Regions from separate parts of the Homo sapiens genome. Here region 2 is linked to region 1. A link is a contact called in ENCODE Hi-C or POLR2A ChIA-PET data. All regions are on one chromosome and are shown on one strand. The core of a region is the stretch at or near the end of the contact, and the rest is flanking DNA. Distances in the headings are between cores, read along the strand shown. Region 1 has its middle 59 kb from the start of SPATA31C2. Region 2 has its middle 43 kb from the start of SPIN1.

Region 1 (3,428 bases), core at 474-2,973:
TCCTAATGAGCCAGCCCTGCACCCAGTTTGGGTCCTGAATACAAGACTCTCCCAGGCTCAACTCTTGTCCCTGTGTGATATTGGGCCCTACCCTTTCTCCTGTTTCAATCTCCAAAGGGGAATTTTTTTAAAGGTGTAGAAAAATAGGGGAAAAATGAACTCATAGATCTCAATCTTGGGTTTGCTAAGAATATTTTCCTAAAAATATGTATATCCTTTTTTAAAAATATTTATACGTTACTAAAGCAAAAAGAAAGTGTTACTTTCCCAGACATGCTAACTTCCCAGCAAATAAAGCTTTGGCAGATTGGCAAGTTTTGCAAATAAACAGGGACCATTCATCATGAAAGATGACAAGCATAGACACTCAAGATACCAGTTTCTAAAACAATGTCTAAACAACGCTTGAGTAAATTACTAACTTTAAAAATATATTTAATTTAAAAATTTCACAATTCGCATGAAGATGGCTTCTTCTTATTAAGAAACGTTAAAATCTTTGTTTTAATTTCTATTGTGAAATTAAATAATTCAAACTTCAAGTTGTTGGAACTTTAAGTTATTCTGAGCCTTGAGACAAATGTGGCTATGCAGCCTGAGTCACGTGCAGCGGCAACTTCCGCCTTTTTTTCCCCCTGTGAATAATTAAGAAGACCAAACAGCACGAGAGAGAAGACCTCCTCAGATCACCATCCCTCCTCATTGAGTAATAAAGTAATCTTCCTTGGCACGTAGCAATCTGTGACCAATCAAATTGCTTTAATGTATGCACTGGTCTCCTATAGAAAATGTTGTAATCCTCTGAAAATGTCTTTGTCTCTGTCTGTAAAAGTGAAACCTTAACTTCTCCACTTGGGAATGCTGACCATATTCATTTGGAGCTGACGCTTCATGAGTGGCTATCCTCAAGCTTTGCACTCGAATAAACTCTATCCTTAGTCATATTTTCTGAATCTCATTATTTAAGGTTGACACTATTTATGAGAAAAAGATGAAACAGAAACAACCGCAGCCAAGGTGAACTGGTCAAAACTGGCTAAGGTCGTAAAATAAAATAGAACTTTTACAACATACAGATGTGAATTAATAAAGTTTAGGCATCTCAGCTGAGAATAGAAGATTTGTATCTGAAGTCTCACAAATCTGGGTTTCATCAACTGCTTCAACTCAGTAAACATTGCCAGGGATTGCTCTAGGCACAATGCTGTGCTTGACAATGGGCATGCAAAGGCGACTAACATGTGCCCTTTGCCTCCCAAACAGCTACTTTTTAACTGATCAACCTCAAAAGTGCTAAACCTGGGATCACCAGACATTCTGCAGTGCAACTGGAACTTTCATGCTAAAAAAATTCAAACCTGCGTCTAAACAAGCCTCTAAATGTAAACATCAGCTTACAGGAAATACAAGAAGCAAAAGAATGTGTTAGTTACACCATAAGAATGCAATTCATCAAGATCCAGACTGTGGAAAATTGAGCAGACCAAACATATGGCCTGAAAGCCAGAAAGAAGAAGGGGAAGTATCACATATTGAAAGAGCTTAAGAGATTTATCAAATGCACGATGTAGACTTTGCATAGAGCCTATTTGAACACACCAACTGCATAAAGTTATTTTTGAGAAAATTTTAAAACAAACTGGGTATTAGATGAAATCAAGAAATATTAATTTGGGAAAGTATGATAATGTGCTGTGATTAGGTTTTTTTTAAGTGCTTATTTTTAGACAGACGTGATACATTTAAGACTGAAAACCTGGAATTTGCCTTAAAATGATCCAGAGAAACATTGAGTGGTGAGGAGAGGAAGGGGTGGAGAGTAGATAAAACAAGATTGGCAAAATGTTTATACTTGAAACTGGGTAATAAATACGTGAAGATTCATTTTATACTTCCTTTATTTTTGTGTATGTTTGAAAATATTTATAACAAAATGTTTGTAGAAGTAACACACAATTGAGTTTGACTCAGCAAAGGAAGGAAAGAAGAAAGGAAGGAAGGAAGGGAGGAAGAGAGGTAGGGAGGGAGGGAGGGAGGAAGGAAGGAAGGAAGGAAGGAAAAAAAAGAAGAGGGGGAGAGAATGTGCCTGTGTGTAGCAGCAGGAAAGCTGCAGTGAGCTTATGAAGATTTGTGGTGACGGCTGGCTGCCTTCCATGAGTGTCTCAGTCTTGGGAAATATCTTAATTCTGCCCGATGTGAGAAGTAATGGAAGGGTAGCAGTATTATAGACATATAATCTTTTTCTCTTCTGCCCACTTTACTTAATCTTCTCATCGATAATTTGGGACTATCTCTCTGCCTTTGGTTGTTTCAAAGTATTTCACTCCAAAATACAGGTCCCTGGTATAATGAGTATTTTAAATTAAAAACCCTTAGAGATCAATAAGCACTGGTTTTCTCCTATCTATACATACAGGTAGGACAGACTCACCAAGGAGAACAATTATTCTTGCTGTCTTCCCTGTTATCTCCTTATCCATTACAGAAAAGAAGATAATAACTTGCTCCAGGGATCATTTAAATTCCAAAGAGAACTATTTACAAGTTAATTTCTGTTTCCCATACAGTCATTCATTCTAGTAATCATTTATTGCCCCTCAATGGAATTCTTCTCTCCACTCCCATAACCTGTTTTACCAGGATCCAAGCTCCCATTCTTTCTGTAACTGACATCAGTGGGCTGCGGGAAGTCCCCAGTTGCTAGTGGGACCTCCACCCCAGTGAGAATAAATTCAAGGCTGAGTCAGAAAATAGTCCAAGTACGGAAATGTATTGCAAAGTGAAAAGTACACACTCAAGAAAGGGGAGTGCAGGTGTACTCAAGAGACAGTCACATGCAAAGGGGTTTGGAGGGGCTGCCTTTGTGGGTTTCTTTAACTAAGGGATGGAATATTCATGAAGATTCCTGGAAAAAGGTGGAGATGTTCTGGAACTCTAGTGCTACTCATTTTCACACCAAATATGGATGTTCCTGGAACTGTCATGGTGCTGGTGGGTGTGTGATTTGTATGCTAATGAGCGTATAATGAGGTTCTAGGTGAAACCTAGGTCAAATCCAGTGCCACATTGAGTCCGGTTAGTCTCACCCAGCTTAGTCCGCACCCTGGCTTTTAGGGTCTTATCAGCCCATAGTTTCTGCAGCTATTTCTACAGTTTCCTTTTGCTAGCCATGTGAAACCACTGCCTGGAATTTTCTATTCTCCTGCAACCACCCTTGTTATTCCTGTCTCCTAACCTCAGAATGGTATATAAGCTTCTGTACCTCACTGGGAAGTTGGGTCTTCATTCAGAAGGCCCCCGATGTATACATGTTAAATGAATTTGTATGGCTTTTCTCCTATTAATCTGCCTTTTGCAAGTTGATTTTTCAGTGAAACTTCAGAGAGGGTCAAAGGGAAAGCCCTGCCTTGGCCCCCACATGTTATTGA
Region 2 (3,428 bases), core at 640-3,139, 150 kb before region 1:
CTGCCTTGGACTCCCAAAGTGTTGGGATTCTAGGCATGAGCCACTGCACTTGGCCAGCTGAGAACTTTGGAAGCCAGCAGTGTGCTTTGTGAACGAAGGCTGTTTTCAGTGGTTTATGGCTATACTTCAGGGTTCAAGTGTTGTTATCTCCCTGGCTGCTTGTGAGCAGCTCCCTTGCCCCAGTGGGGGGAAGTCGTGAGTGGCGATGGACAGGCACTGTCTAAGGTTTCCACATTTGACGTTTGATAAGGGCAAACATTATTTTCTCTCCTGGAATGGAAGAAGTTGACAAGGAAGAAAACCCCCAAGTGCTCCTGAGAAACATCGTCCTATCCTTAAGAAAAATATATTGGCTGGGCACAGTGGCTCACACCTGTAATCCCAACACTTTGGGAGGCTGAGGCGGGCGTATCACAATGTCAGGAGATCGAGACCATCCTGGCTAACATGGTGAAACCCCATCTCTACTAAAAATACAAAAAATTAGATGGGCGTGGTGGCAGGCGCCTGTAGTCCCAGCTACTCGGGAGGCTGAGGCAGGAGAATAGCTTGAACCTGGGAGGCAGAGGTTGCAGTGAGCTGAGATTGCACGACTGCACTCCAGCCTCGGCAACAGAGAGAGACTCCATCTCAAGAAAAAAAAAGAAAAGAAAAATATCTTCACACAAGTAAAGTGGCACCAACTTCTTTCACCTTATAAACCCTTTTCCTTTAAATTTACCCATTCGGTAAGCACCAGACCTGGTTTTCAGAGACCCAGAGAAATTTAGAAGAACATACCAATGGTAGGAGATGTATGGGGAAAGAAATAACCTTTTTTGGCTTGGCTCAGTGGCTCATGCTCATAATCCAAGCACTTTGGAGGCCAAGGTGGGAAGATCATTTGAGCCCACAAGTTCAAGATCAGCCTTGGGAGAATAGTGGGGCCCATCTCTTTGAAAAATTTTAAAATTCACCAGTTGTGGTAGTGTGCACCTGTGGTCCCAGCTACTCAGGAGGCTAAGATGAGAGGATCACTTGACCCCAGAAGGTGGAGGTTGCAGTGAGCCGAGATTACACCATTGCATTCCAGCCTAGGGGACAGAGCAAGACCCTATCTCAAAAAAAAGAAAACCCAACCACCTTTTCTTCCCCATCAGTAGGTTCACATCTGAAGCCCCTATAACAAAAGACAGATTAAGAAGAGAAAAGCATACACATTTATCTTATGTAAGTTTTATGAAACACTAGAGCCTTCAGAAATGAAGATCCAAAGAAACAGGGAAACCTATGTGGTTTTTTTGAGAAGGAGTCTCGTTCTGTTGCCCAGGCTGGAGTGCAGCAGCCCAATCTCGGCTCAATGCAACCTCTGCCTCTCAGGTTCAAGTGATTCTCCTGCCTCGGCCTCCCAAGTTGCTGAGAGTACAGGTGCCCTAACCTATGTTTTTTTCTTTTTCTTTTTTTTTTTTTTTTTGAGATGGAGTTTCGTTCTTGTCGCCCAGGCTGGAGTGCAATGGTGTGGTCTCGGCTCACTGCAACCTCGGCCTCCCGGGTTCAAGCGATTCTCCTGCCTCAGCTTCCCGAGTAGCTGGGATTACAGGCATATGCCACCACACCTGACTAATTTTGTATTTTTTAGTAGAGATGGGGTTTCTCCATGTTGGTCGGGCTGGTCTCGAACTCCCGACCTCAGGTGATCTGCCCACCTCGGCCTCCCAAAGTGCTGGGATTACAGGCGTGAGCCACCGCACCCAGCCTAACCTATGTATTTTAATGCTAAGTTTGATGAAGAGTGGACAGGCGTGCAGAAATGTGATTGAACAAAGGGACATGACCTAATGGTAATAGATCGGGGACTTGCAAGACAAGTTTGTTCAGATTCTTCTCTGTGTGCTTGTGTCTTCAGAGATAAGGACATTCCTTTCCTCTGAGTCCAGAGAGGACACCTCAAAAATGAGGGTTTAATGACCTGCTTCAGGGGAAAAGGGTGAAGGGAGGGTGAGGGTGACCTTCCTGCCTTGGCTGTTTTCTCAAATGTCAAGGGGCCACAATTTGGGGTAGCATGTCCTGACCCCTATGAGAGACTTCAAGGAAGATATTCAGTGTGCTCTTGTTATCACCTCATCTCTTGGGATCTGAATAATCAACAACCAGAAAGGTCTTGCATGCTTATGGTGGATTGCCCAGATGGTCACTGTCCACACAAAGTGGTGTTGACAGGATTCAGGGTCTTCCCAGGAGGGCGTATGGTAAAGCCTTGCTGCATGCCATCCTGATGCTCAAACCAGGGTAGAGGACGATGAAACAGCAGTTTCTTTGTGAGGAGACGGACCCCAAGAGGGTGGTTCTGATCCATACCAATATGGTTTGGTTCTGTGTCCCCACCCAAATTTTGTCTGTAATTGTCATCCTTATGTGTCCAGGGAGGGACCTGTAATCCCCACGTGTGGAGGGAGGGAAGTGATTGGATCATGGGAGCGGTTTCCCTTCTGCTGTTCTCGTGATAGTGAGTGCTCACGAGATCTGATGGTTTTATAAGAATCTGGTATTTCCTCTGCTTGCACTTCTCTTTCCTGCCGCCATGTGAAGGTTCTTGTTTCCCCTTCACCTTCTGCCACGATTGTAAGTTTCCTGAGGCCTCCCCAGCCATGTGGAACTGTGAGTCAATGAAACCTCTTTTCTTTAGAAATTACCCAGTCTCAGGTAGTGTATATATATATATAAAATATATATATAATATATGATATATTATGTATATTATATTTAATATAATATATTATATATTATATTTAATATAATATACATAATATATTATATTAAATATGATATATAATATATTATATATTATATTAAATATAATATATTATGTATATTATATTTAATATAATATGTAATATTATATATATTATATTAAATATAATATATTTAATATATATTATATATTAAATATATATAATATATATTATATATTAATTATATAATATAAATATATATTTTTTATATATTATATATTTATATATATTATATATAATATAACTATATATAATATATAATATAAATAATTATATATTTATATTATTTATATATATAAATATATATATAAAATATATATATATATTTATATATAAATATATAATACATAATATATATTCATATATTATATATAATATATAATACATAATATGTATTATATTATATATTATATATTATATATAATATATAATATACATTATATATTATATATATTTATATATAAATGTATATTATATATATATATATATATATATATATTTTTTTTTTTTTTTTTTTTGTGAGATGGAGTCTTGCTCTATCACCCAGGCCGGAGTGCAGTGGCATGAACTTGGCTCACTGCAACCTCTGCCTCCCAGGTTCAAGCGATCCTCCTGCCTCAGCCCCCCAAGAAGCTGGGATTACAGGCATGGGCCTCC

The links. A loop is a pair of places that touch in the nucleus more often than their neighbours do. ChIA-PET counts read pairs that join two places held with the same protein, here RNA polymerase II (POLR2A). Pooled maps may share reads with other maps.
Region 2: a loop to region 1 is called in a map of PC-9, with 4 times the contacts of the local background. The contact joins two enhancer-like sites. A Hi-C loop is called at or near these places in 1 of 168 maps with a recorded cell type or tissue (PC-9) and 1 of 50 pooled maps. POLR2A ChIA-PET finds 5 or more read pairs at or near these places in 4 of 52 experiments (GM12878, H1, OCI-LY7 and 1 more).

Annotation. Positions count from the first base shown.
Region 1 is chr9:88,195,905-88,199,332 of GRCh38, reverse strand. No RefSeq gene overlaps it. Among named protein-coding and RNA genes, the nearest start is that of SPATA31C2, 59 kb to the right of the region's middle. Within about 2 kb of position 1,723, at least 8 of the 41 ENCODE cell types and tissues checked have a DNase peak (open chromatin) inside an H3K27ac peak, as active enhancers do; they include PC-9, where a contact is called at or near this core.
Region 2 is chr9:88,343,277-88,346,704 of GRCh38, reverse strand. No RefSeq gene overlaps it. Among named protein-coding and RNA genes, the nearest start is that of SPIN1, 43 kb to the left of the region's middle. Within about 2 kb of position 1,889, at least 2 of the 41 ENCODE cell types and tissues checked have a DNase peak (open chromatin) inside an H3K27ac peak, as active enhancers do; they include PC-9, where a contact is called at or near this core.